Linked DNA regions of Homo sapiens: region 2 is linked to region 1. Evidence: chromatin contacts called from ENCODE Hi-C data. All regions are on one chromosome and are shown on one strand. The core of a region is the stretch at or near the end of the contact, and the rest is flanking DNA. Distances in the headings are between cores, read along the strand shown. Region 1 overlaps LOC105371457 (a long non-coding RNA gene). Region 2 holds the start of CD5L (CD5 molecule like).

Region 1 (6,652 bases), core at 2,456-4,955:
CATTATATCAATGTATGTTTTAAAAATCCCACGAAAAATTGTTATAATTTGTTAAGTACTTATATTTTAGATAACTTAAACAGAAAAATGCAGTCTTTTCTATTTTTCCCTAGATATTTACCACTTACAATGTCGTTAATTTTTTCTAATGATCCCCATTATTTCTAATTTCATTTCCCTTTAGCCTAAGGACTTCTTCTTTTTTTTTTTTTAGACAGAGTTTTGCTCTTGTCGCCCAGGCTGGAGTGCAGTGGTGCGATCTTGGCTCGCTGCAACCTCCACCTCCCGGATTCAAGCAATTCTCCTGCCTCAGCATCCCGAGTAGCTGGGATTACAGGCGCGAGCCACCATGCCCAGCAAATTTTTTATTTTTAGTAGAGACGCGGTTTCACTGTGTTGCCCAGGCTGGTCTCCGACAGGGACTTCTTTAGAATCTCTTGTAGTGTTTTCTGACAGTTAGTCTCTACATTTTGCTTTACTTATTTTTTGAAAAAAAAAAATTTGCATGCATTTTTGAAGGATATTTTTGCTCAATATAAAAACCAAGTTTGATAATTGTTGTCCCTTTCTTTAAAAATTTGTTTTTTCTCTGTCTACAATCAAGATTTGGTCTTTATCTTGGATATTTAGTAGTCTGGTTATGTTTTTGGTATGGTTTTCTTTGAATTTATCCTGTGTAGGGTTCATTGAACTTCTCAAACCTGTAAATGTATGTTTTTCACCAAATCTGAGGAGATTTCAGCTGCAATTTCTTTAAATATTATTTTATGTCCAATTTCTCTCCTTTTCTGCTGGGATTCCAAATATATGTATGTTACAGTTTTTGATAGACTTGATATTGTCCCACATGTCCCTAGTTTCTGTTTATTTTTTCAAACTTTCTTTCTATATTTTAGATGAATAATTTAATTGATATAGTTTTAATTTTATTGATTCTTTCCTTTGTCCTATTCATTCTACTGTAAGTCCATTTGGTAAATTTTTAAAATATGTTACAGACTTATTTCAAAAATTTCTATTTGGTTCTCTATTTATATATCTCAGCTGAGATTTCCTGCCTTTTTATTCATTTTATATATTTTTTAAAATCTCATTGAGTATAGTTATTGTGCCTACTAAAAAAATTCTCATCAAATAATTCCAACATCAGATGCATCTGAAGCTAGCATCTATTGATTGTCTTTATTCTGAAAAATTGAATTCATTTTCCTGCTTCTTTGTATGTTGAGTACTTTTCATTTTATCTTGGACATTTTAATGTTATGTTGTATAGATTCTGTGTTCTGTGACATCCAGCATGCTGTTTTTGTTTTTGTTTTTGTTTTTTGTCTTAGCAGGCATTTAACCCAGTTAGACTCAATGTGTAAGCTCTGCCTTTCCTTCCATAGGTGGTGGTTTAAATCTTAATTCAATTATTTAGTTCTTTGGTGTACTGCTTTTAGACAGTCCTGTGCTTATATGGCTCAGGTGTCAGCCTGAACTTGTGTATTTAACCACACAGAAAATTAAGGGACTTCCTTCTCTGGCTCTCTCCTCTATGGAATTCTCCCTCCACCTTCTAGTAACTGCGGTTAATCAGACTCCCTTTTTAGATCCTCTGGCCAGAAAGACAATGAGCTACCAAAAATCTTACCAACCTACAATATGCCTTCTCTGCTACAAAAAACAAATCCACAAATCAAATCTACAATAAAAATGGAAAACTAACTGCTATGCCAGTCACTTCTCCAAATTTCATTTCCCCACTACACCCTGGCTGCTCTTTTACTCTTCAGAATTCTCAGGTAGTCATTTTCTGTATTTTATGTAACATATAATTGTTACCAGTTGGATGGCTTGTCTGATTGTTACCAGTTAGATGGCTTGTCTGAAGGGAATTTACAATATTATTCCAGAAGTGAAATTCTAGCTTAACTATGAATGGACATATTTATACTCATTGGTCAGTAAGGTCTGCATTATTCAGGATGTATCTACATATGTGTGTATATGCATTTTACGTACTTGGACTGCAATTGTATTAAATGCTTATTTTACATATTTGAACACTTTTCATGCTTTAAAAATATTCTTCTAAGACGCGAGTTTAATAGCTTTATAATACTGCATCTATATACGTACCCTAATTTACCATTCTTCTGTATATTTTTGTTTTTTTGCTTTTGTAAAAACTTTGAGATGAAATCTTTTCCTCTCTTCCTCAGAATAAACTTTTATTGTGAAAAGTAGTATACGGAACTTTGCATCTCATAATCCAGAAAGTTTTTACATTGTATGGCACCAGCAGGAAATCATTTATGAGTTCCAACACTGGGTGCTGTACTTTCTTTATTGTTTTTGCAAAAATGATAACAGAAATTACATTTTATTGTTTAAATTTTAATTTACTTGACTATTAGTGAAGTAGAATATAATCTTATGTGTTTCAGGGAGTGTTCTTTTTTTAATCAATAGTCCATTTAGGATAAAAATTTTTCACATTTTCAACAAGTTAAGATACTCTTTTCCTAACAAATTATGTGAGTTTTTTAATGAACTAAGGATAGTAATCTTTAATTAATTATGTGTGATATAGATATCTATGGTATGTCTTTTGCCTTTTACTTTTGTTTATGGTATCTTTAACCTACCAAGGTTATTTAATAGATTATGAACATGTGCTAATTTACCAAGATATCTTGCTTAGCCATAGGTTAAGACATGAGGACTTCTACTGAAACTTCTCTAAATATGGAACCAAGACTTCATCTGAGTTTGAGATTAAGAGAAGAAATTATCACAGGTAATGTGGAGACAAGTCACTTCTCCAATTGTGTTCTCTAAAGTGTGGTGTTTTGATGGTCAAAACCTCATAAAATTAGGTCCAGGAGAGAAAGAATTAGAAATAGGAATTGCTAACAGAAAAAGACCATTTCAGAATCATGGACTGAGGGTTACCGTTCAAGAGAACTATAACCCTTGGGCCACCCAGTCTATAGAGCAGCTTCATTTTTTGCAAAAGTGAATATGGTGGCATATAGATTAAAGTATTAATTATTTTCTGTGCTACACACTTACAGGAGAAAACTCTTAATATCCAAGACAAAAACAGTGCCTTGCTGATGAATGAAGAGACATGTGTGTCAAAAATATAACTGACAAAAGGCCGGGCATGGTGGCTCACGCCTATAAACCCAGCACTTTGGGAAGCTGAGGCCAGTAGATTGCTTGAGCCCAGAATTTCAAGAGCAGCCTGGGCAACATGGCAAAACCCCAACTCTACTAAAAAATAAATAAATAAATAAATAAATAAATAAATAAATAAATAAGAATATAACTGACAATGTAGGAGCCTCTTACAGGTTCCCTTGATGCTTCAGTTTCCTCTGTTTACTCTGCTTTTTGTGGTAAAATCATATTTACAAATTCTTCTCTTCCTGACAATTATAAATTCTTATCTCTCCCTTCCTTGGATTCGTTGAGTGAACCTATCTACACAAACTACTCTTAAAATGGACCTTTACCCTCTTTCCTGTCCATGGGCAATTACTGTGATTATTCTTTAGCAGCTACTGTTTCTTCAGCCCTTCTGCTAGGATAGGGCTGCTTTACATACACCATGTGGAGTCAAAAAAGAACAGAGAGAAGTAGTCACAAAAAGAGGAAGTAGTGGTTAGTGGGTTCTTGAGAAAGTTCTCCAAAGGTTACAAACTGAAAAGATTGAAAAATTAACAGTTCTATGCTAATCTCTGGTGTCTCCTTTTTGGCAGCTCCATGAGGAAGAAAAAATAATCTGTGACTTCTGTACCTTCTTCATGACCACCGGGCAAGACTGACTCTCTGACCAGTGCACAGGAGACTCATCAATATCTATCTAAGCCCTTTCTCTCTAACAGCTGCCAGAGTTTGGTCTTCTATCATCTCAGGCCAAGGAAGCGCAGTGGTTACACTCATCTCCACTCCGGTCACCTGCTTTCCATTTTATGCGAGCAGGTCCTGCCTTACAAAATAAACGTATCTGCTGAGAAATGCCAATGAGGGAGACAGAAGAGATCTTCAAAGGGAAAGGCAGATTTTGTAAGTGGTTGTTGATGGACCAAATTCCATGTTATAAATCTTCTCAGGGTGCAGTAGTTGATATAACTCCATTGAGATGGACCCTGAAAACAAATATGCACAAAAGGAATTTTACAGATAAATCCGTGTTCCATGCCTAGAATAAAGTAATACCATTATAATCATTATCTGCTTTCAATATCCAACCCTGCCATTTAGTTTCAGCTTCAGGTCCACCGGATCCTTCAAATATTTCTTCATACAATCTCCTTTTGTCCCTCAGGACCTGTTGGAAAGAAAGGCGTCCAATGCTAATAAGGAAAAGAGAAGAGCCTTCCTCTCCATGCAGGTTTAAGTCTACTGAAAGTGGAAATTACTCTTTTATTTATAAATACTGATAGGACTCTTTTGGTAGCAGGGAACATGGACCCACTTATGCAACCTTAAGTAAAAACGGTAATTTATGGTAAAGGAAAATGGATAGCTGTCAGAATTCTAAGCAGGAAGGTCATAAACAAGCTGGAATCAGAAAGTGGGAGGTTGTTGGGATCCTTGGAACTACCTCGACCCTGCAATCAGACAGACTCCTCTACCTGCCCTCTGTGTCCTTGGACAAACTGCTCAACCTCCCTATGCGTCAGTTTCCTCATCTGTAAAATGGGAACAATGATATCCATCTTTTAAGATTTTTGTGAGGATTGAATGAATTAAACAAGTAAAGAGATTGGATCTAGGTCTGAAATTTGCTAGCCACTCAAATACTAGTTATTTCATTGGTTGTTTCATATTTTCTGCCCACGTATGTTGACTTCTATTTTGTTTCTTTTAAATAATTTGCCACTTTCTGAAATTGTCTAATTTACCTAATTGCTGACTTGTAGAGCATGGGTCTTCTCCTCTAGTATTTAAGGTTTATCACACCCTCAGTAGAGGGAAGGCAATGAGTGTTCTGCTACATGTCCTGTTTGCTGGAGCGGAGAACTTTCAGCCTGTTTCTGACCCAGTCCTCTGAGTACCTCTGCTCTGAAAGTTGTAACTGTCTCTCTTTCCCAGGGCTGTTTCTATCTCCTTAGCCAAAAAGCCAGACTTCCTAGCCCAAGGAGGGGAGCTCAGTGAACCTCAACTATAAGGCTGAATCAATCAGGATTAATGTAGTTTCAAGCCAGACTGAGTAGATGACCATTACTACTGCTACTACTTTAAGTTCTGCCCCCTTTGAAGGATTTCCTTCATCACTTTCTTTCAAGAACAATACTAATTGTGGTTGCAGTAATACAACAGTCCACTTCCAGTTTTGCTAACATATTTTACTAAATCATCTGTGAAGCAAGCCCTGGTTTTCCTTCTGTAGTTATCTAGTTAAAAGGAGTTCCACATGAGGCTATAGATGTGAACTGCAGGAGAGGAGGGAATGCAGTAAAAGTTGGTACCTTAGCAGTCTGAGCCACCTGCTCATACAACTTACTTATGCCTTGTTAAACCCAGTCATATATACATCATATATATATAGATGTATTGCTGCTGTGCATGTACAATCTTGTGGCTACATAAAACCCCACTCATGATGAGCAGTTCGAATTGCAGATTGCGTGGTCACTTGATGTCCCATGTTAAGTATTAAGTTTTTAGTAAGGTCTAGGCAAACTTGATGCTGTATCCTAAAAGAACATTATCTCCAGAAGAGAGTATAACTTTTATCTAAAATTCTAGAAGTCTGTGCTCTAATTTTCCTTTTCTGACCCTTAGAAGCACTATACAACATCCATATTTTCTATAGTCATTTCAGGCTACATCGGATCTACCACACCACAAGTCTCAAGTGGTCAAGCAGCTTTCAAGGCAATCTGGAATTATTGCAGAGCCTTCTCTTGCCCTGAGCCTCACTCAGAATTAATAGTGTTATGGGCTCCTCAGCAAATGGGTAAGAGTTGTGCACGTAAATGAGGATATATTGCATACAAATTCCAAAGATATCCACCAGGTATTGTGCCTCTTCTTTAGTAATAAGAAGGTGCAAGATGCAGCAATTTGTTTTAACTCTGAAGACATTCTGACATGTGAATAACAGCATAATCTAACTTATAGGGGTTTCCTGAGAAGAAAATGAATTCCTTAGCCCAACACATGACATTAAGTAAGTGCTTAATAAGTATGAGCTATGATGATGATGACAATTATGTTTATTATTACTACCATACTTGAAATTTAAGCAAGACTGCATAGAGAAGGCCTTTTTAGATTTCCAAAACCTTCCCTTCTCCACCTCCCAACTGCAACATACTGCAATCAGAGGAGTAAAAGAATAGAAATAATGTCTGAGGTAGAAGTAATTGTATCTATATCTCTTCATAAAAAGTAGATATCAAATTCAAGAAGTCAGTTCTACCTGTGCAAACAGTTGTTATGTGCTGAATCATTTTACATGTAACAATATGTTCCAGTAAAGTCTTAGACCACTTTATGGTTTTTAACAAAAATGTGACAGAAAGTGTCCTCACTCCGTACTGATTCCATATGTTTGTGTGAACTTGTAGTCTGGGAAGGAGTGTGGAGAATGGCTCGGGGAACAGTGACCTCCACCTACAAGAAGATAAACAGGTCTTTGGGATTGAAGAAC
Region 2 (6,652 bases), core at 1,574-4,073, 190 kb before region 1:
CATGTATTGACGTCCTCCAGACAGGTATCTACTTCCGCACAGCTTTGGGCTTCCCCAACCTGTGCCTCCCATTCCACCTCCCTCTTCTTGCCGGTCCTCTTCTTGATAACCTCTTCTCAATTCCCTAAATCCCTCAGCTTCTGAAACTTCTTCCTTCACTCTCTTCTCATACCCTGGTTTGTGCCTGGTCATTGCCCAGAACAGCTTCTCTGAAACCTCAAGCACTTCTCTCCAAATCTCTGAACAACTTCCTATACCTTGAACTTTCTAACACTCTCCTTTTCCCCAGCACTTCCTCACTGAGGTTCCCTTTCCCAGAACTTATTTCTGTTTTCACTTTACATCAGCCCATGTCCTGATCTTCTCTAAGCCTCATACACCAGTTGGGCGGGCCCCTCAGCTTGATCTCTGGCTTTATGGGCCTCTCACACCAGCCTTCTGTCTGCAGCCTGAGAAGATTCCACAGCTGGGCACATGGATGCTGCTTACAAATGCAAGTTTTTCTACCCAGTGCTGAAAACAGATAGTTTACTTATCTTTTTCAGACTCGCTTTCCTTTTAGTGATTATTTCAGACCTTTACCACTTTTTAGAAGCTGCCAGCCAATACAGCCTACTTGCTCACATTAAGTAACTTTTATCCTCCAAACACAGTAAGTTTTAGGTACGTTCTTCTACCTCCTATTGAAGTCCTCCTCTGCTCTCTCTGGTGCAGTGGTCTCTTAATGGGTCTTAATGACCCATTACTGGTCTTCATCCCAATTCCTGCTCAGTGCTGCAGCCAAAATACACACCTTAAATGTGTAACACCCTTCGGTGGCTTCTTGTGTCCTGTGGGATAGTGTCCTTCCTGGCTAAAAAGCTTCCTTTTCCTTTCTTCATGTTCTCACGCCTGTTCATAAAATACTATATTGGGAGGAAAAGTTTTCTTTTTCTTTTCTCTTCTTCTTTCACTCAATTTTCCACATGGAATGGGGAAAATATATTTCTGAATCATGAAGCCTGTGTTTGCTAATGGGTTTGTCTGCCCTCAAGCCACACAAAGTCTTTTCTTTTCCAAGGGTAAACTCTGTTGTGCACATCTAGCTCCTGAAGAATGGAGGTAAATGCATAAAGCCTTAGATCCCAGTGGCAGTCTAATGTAGTTCATCAACAGTAAAGATGATATTTTGAACCTTTTCTGAATTCTGTACCTATTACTGTGTCACTTCAGAATCTAGAGAGGGAAGGATGTGAATAGTTAGCATTTACAAACTCATTCATGATATACCCTCCATTATCTGGCTCTTGTTGCTACTTGCATATCATCTAGTGTCTTTACCTTTCAACATCAAGAAGCCCTGGCCCCTGATCACTAAGCAGGCTGTAATCCAGTCATTCCAAACTACCTGTGGTTCCTTGAATAAGTAATGCTGTTTCACTTGTCTGCATATGCATAGCAAAATCTTTTCCTATTCTGATTCTCCACTTAACTCATCCTAAACCCCTGCTCAAGTATCATCATTGCTGTGAAGTCTTCTCTGATTAGCTCCAAACATAGTAACCATTTCCTCCAAGGTTTCATTTCTTTTTCTTATTTTAGAGATGTGATCTCACTCTGTCACTCAGGCTGAGGTTCAGTGGCCTGATCATAGTTCACTGCAGCCTCAAACTCCTGGGCTCAAGCTATCCTCCCAGTTCGGCCTCCCAAAGTGCTGGGATTACAGATATGAGCCACCTCGCCTGGCCTCCAAAGTTTGTTATACTTTTCTCTCTTAACAGTGGTTTCCACATGTTATTGCAATTACTAGACCATATATTTTTACAGTGCAAAACTATCCCTTGTTCCTTCATGTACTGCCTCCACCCATCACATTGCCTGGCATTCATGAGTGCTAAAAACTTTTCATTGAATACAATACTAAGTAAATGAAGAAATGTGGGATTAAAAATGAATGCCTACAATGAACCAAGCTTTCTGCTGAGTTACCTGAATATTACAAAGAAGCAAAAATTATTACTGTAGAGGAACAATTACCCTGCTTGGAATGCAGAGATTATGTCAGCATACAAAATTGATTGCTTGATCAATCTGGAGTAGAATAGCTCATGAAGCATAGCTATACTTAATAATATAGCAAAGCAGAGGGGCCTGAGAGGGTCTTACTGCTTAATCTCTGTCCATCATGTCTTAGACCTACAGACAACTTGAGTTCAATGATTATGATGCCCCTCACCTCAGGGATCTGTTTCCATCCAGCTTCCAAAGATGGGCATACACCAGCACAAGCATAGAAAAATAACAAATCTGTATATTGGACCCTCTGCTTAGCAGTGAGAAAGCAGGTTTGAAGACAATAAAGCCAGGCCTGTATGTGGAGATTGGCACCATGACCCTGGATTATGTTTTATGGGATATGCCTCCAAGGGCAACTCTGCATTTATCCCATGGCCTCTGGCTTCCAAATTTTCTAGGCACTTCCCTCTGGGGTAAAGGAATCAAAATTGGCTTATTTCCCTTGCAAACCATCCTTGGCGACTAAGTACTGCCTTGTCTTCTACTGAGAGATGGCCATATTTTTGGCACCTGCCTTTCCTTGTGGGAGGTGTTTCCTCTGTTTACATAGCAAAGGGGCTGTAGGAGAGACAGACGGAGCTGGACTTACAGCAGAACCAAGTCATGATAGCCTGTTTCTATTTTGTTTTCAGCATTTTTCCGCCAGTTCTGGCCACCTCCTTTCCTCTGGAACATGCTGATTTCAGCAAGTCCAGCTCTGTCAGCTCTGCCCCCCGAGTCTATTGGTTTCTGATCATCTGATAATGCTTTGCCTGCACTCAGGACCTGTCTTTGTCCCTCCTCTTAACATACTTGCAGCTAAAACTAAATATTGCTGCTTGGGGACCTCCTTCTAGCCTTAAATTTCAGCTCATCACCTTCACCTGCCTTGGTCATGGCTCTGCTATTCTCCTTGATCCTTGGTGAGTATCTCTGCACCTGTTGGTTTAGGCTTCAGAGTTTTCTGGCACTTTGATTAGGAGAACTTTCTCCCCGCCAACCTGGAACAGATTTAGATGTTTTTCAAGGATGAGCTTCTTCCTCCTTTTTACATTTGGTAACTATTCTAATCCTTAAAAAGCCGCTTAATCCATACACATTTGTAATTCACTTTAACAGATTTTTTTCTATTTTCTTATATTTGTAATGACAGAGTCATGATAGTTTATCCCATTTCTCTTTTTACATAAGTGTTCCTAAATGTACTATTAGTAAGAAGACAAATGAATGGGCACCGGGCAGCAGCAAGTAGAGCCAGGAAAGGAAGTAGAACTGCAAGACAATCACCTTTCATTGATCATATTGTCTGGTTTCCTCTGAAAAGTGTTTCATATAATGTTTTTCTAGTTTTCTTCAGTTTCTCATTGCTTAGAGTAATCTAGAGATTAACCTAGTTAATCTGGTGATTGTGGAGCCAAGGAGACCTGGATTTCAATCCTGCCGTTTTGATTTCTTAGCGGTGTGAATTCGTAGGTTACCATACCTCTCTGAAATTTTGCTCTCTCATCTATGAAGTGAGGATAATATTATGTTCCTCAGAGGTTTTTAGGAGTATTTTTTTTTATAAGATAACTAATATAAAGCATCTAACAATGCCTGGTAAATCCCTATGCTAATCAATCACATCCACTTTTATGTCTTGATGATCTAGTACATCACCAAAGCCCACACAATCCTCTCAACTGGACACTTTTGTGTTCAATGTAAGGTACTGACCACATCTTAAACATCCATGCATCCCCCACATCACTCAACGGCTAGTCCTGCCCCTCATGGATATACTACTGGGTCTTCCAGGCTCATGTGCACTTCCACCTGCTTCATGAAGCCTTTCTGGCCTGTGCCTTCTGCAGTTACCCACCCTACTGCAGAGCTTCCAAGTCACTTACTGGCTATATCACGTTTGCACCTGCATATCAGGCTTGCCATGCTCACTTTCCTTCACATGTACACATGTTGGGTTGGGGTTATGCAATGATTCCCATATGTATAATATAACCTTGAGTTTTGGATAGTTGCAGAAAAGGCCTCATTGAGCCTGAGAGTGGCCACATTCTGAAGATTAAGGGAATGAGGGTAATGAGAGGTTATTTGGAAACCAAGAAAAGAAAATATTCCAGGATAAACCACTGAACTACTTGAATCTGCCTGAAAAACTGTAGGCTGGAGGTCCAAAGATATTTGCACCTTCTGAAAAATCCTATAAGATGGGGGTGGTGGGTGTTTTGCAGTTGAAAATGCATAGGCCTCAGGGACTCCTGGAGGTTACAGGGCCCAGGACTCTCTACAGCATTAGGAGGGACCTTATGGAGAAAGGAGTCCAAATATACAGAGATCCTGCAGGAAGAAACCCCCATGTTTTAAAGACAGGCTGGTGCTGGAATCTGGAGGTTTGGAACTACATATAGAGCTACTTCCTGAGCTATTCATCTAAATCAGCTAAAACAGCCTGCAAGCTGATAATGAGGTTTGTATTTTTAAATGGTAGGAAAAAAGCAAAAGAGAAATACTATTTTATGACACATGAAAATGACAAAAAATTTAAATTTCAGTGTCTAATAAAGGTTTAATGGAACATAGCCGTCCTCACTTGCATACATATATGTGGCTGTTCTCAGGCTACAATGGCAGAGCTGAGTGGTTGCAACAGACACTGTATGGCCCACAAAACTGAAAATATTACTGTCTGGCCTCTTACAGTAAGAGTTTGCTTACCTGGTCTAAATGCTGTGCCGATGAACACAGGCATATCCTGCCCCTTTGCCCTAATTTCTGCTCTGCCCACCATGGCATCTTTACCTCCACCGGCCAGTGCATCTTCCCAGTGGCCTCCAGCACTCTTTCCTGTTGAGCCAAGAGGCTGTATCACCACACTTTTCTTCAGGCAGTAACAACCAATCAATCTAATTGACTAGAATAGAAAACCAATCTATCCACCATCACGTGTGAAGAAAGCAGGCTGAACCAGTTAGCTGTGGTGGAATTGGTCTCTGTGATTCCTAGCCAGTGTCCCTGTGTCCTTGGAGGATGGTCATCCCAGAAGAAGAAGGTCCCAACAGGACTGACATTGGAGGCTCTGCATCTACCACTCTTGTCTCACACAGTTCTGTGAAGGCCTTCTAGAGTTGTGTTCTTTGAATAAAGCCTTGGAAATTGACCTCACTCATTTCCTTCTTTCTTCCCCAGCCATTTGCACCAGACCTGGATTCCTAGGTAAGATTTTTGGGGGTTTCTGAGAGGGAGGCCTCAAGCTTAGGAGAGGGAAAATTTTGAAGCTTCTTGAGCCACAGAGAAAGACTTGTTCAAAACAGGCCCAGCAGACTTCCTTTCTGGCTTCCTACCTCACCCACTCAGTCTTGTGTGGGCAGATTTCCACCTCCAGAATTTAGAAGGGTTTGGGTGGTTTATCCTGGCAGGGGGTACCTCTCCCCACTTGGTTTCTGTGGCCACTTGGCCAGCATCCAAGTAAGAGCTGGGTTCATTTCAGGTCTAGAATGCACTTCACTGCCTTATGGGCATACCTGAAAAATGAACTTCCTTTTGGTTTCTTCCTGTTGGTTTCCAGCATATCCAGGTCCCCCTGCCAGGCTTAATGGTGTCTTTGTTTGAATTAGAAATGCATTGTTGCTTGCAGCACATAGCTTGACCAGCAGAGCATAGGCTGGATTTCCTGCTCGGGGAGTCTTTGGGTAATGCACAAATGATAAACCCAAGGAAAGGGTGCACAGAGAGAATGAGTTTATAGAAGAGGGAGGCTATGGGTTGTGGATTATCAGTTTCTTGTATATTATCCTTCCAGTCTCCCCTTCTGCTTGATCATAGAGACTTTACCAGAGAGGGGCAGCCAGAAACATTGCTATTGGTGTGGAGAATCCTATACCCTGATAGATGCAACCTTCCTGGGTTCTCATCTTGACATTCAGATTAGCCCTTCTGTTTCCTCAAGCTGAATTTCTTGTTTTTAAAAAAGTAATTTTTTTTTATTTATTTCTTCTTTCCCTGAATTTCTTGTTTACTTATTTTTTGTTTTTTATTTTTTATTTATTTCTTCTTTCCCATGGCTATTTTAGTCTTCTACCCCATAGAAAATGAAAATTGATTAAAAATTGAGAATTTTGCAATCAGCAAGGAAAGAAAATATCCTGTTAATCCTGATAGCTAGTATTTCTTGGAGTATGCAATAATGCCAATCCAAACTCTAATGTCAGATACAATGACCCCCAAATTATTTACGGTTCATGCTACTCATGAAGATAAAAACGTTTCTGGATAACTGCTCTTACATTATATTTTTACCCAGATCTATAAGCCTTAAACTCAGTTGTGTGAAAATGAAAACTTTTCTTAGTTTTTTACGGTTTATATAAAAGCCCTATTTTTTATGGTTAACTTTTAATTGCTATCTCTAGCCTCCATTTTTATATTTTTTCCCAAAAAAATTTAAGCAAAGGAAAGAAACTAAAAAACAAATGCATGAAATAAACATAAGCTTCCTGATGCAGTTTAAAATTAGCCAGATTAGGCCAGGCGTGGTGGCTCACACCTGTAATCCCAGCACTTTGGGAGGCGAAGGCGGGCAGGTCACGAGGTCAGGAGATTGAGACCATCCTGGCTAACA

What was found. A loop is a pair of places that touch in the nucleus more often than their neighbours do. Pooled maps may share reads with other maps.
Region 2: a pooled map shows a loop between it and region 1 (1.9-fold over the local background). The contact joins the promoter of CD5L here to the enhancer-like site in region 1. A Hi-C loop is called at or near these places in 2 of 37 single-sample maps with no recorded cell type and 4 of 50 pooled maps.

What each region holds. Positions count from the first base shown.
Region 1 is chr1:157,650,309-157,656,960 of GRCh38, reverse strand. LOC105371457 (a long non-coding RNA gene) reads left to right here. Exons shown (of 3, transcript XR_922184.3): 2 at 2,687-2,782; 3 at 3,750-4,777. Among named protein-coding and RNA genes, the nearest start is that of FCRL3-AS1, 42 kb to the left of the region's middle. Within about 2 kb of position 3,705, at least 3 of the 41 ENCODE cell types and tissues checked have a DNase peak (open chromatin) inside an H3K27ac peak, as active enhancers do.
Region 2 is chr1:157,837,979-157,844,630 of GRCh38, reverse strand. It overlaps CD5L (CD5 molecule like), which reads left to right and starts at 2,823. Exons shown (of 6, transcript NM_005894.3): 1 at 2,823-2,957; 2 at 5,221-5,247. The coding sequence starts at 2,930.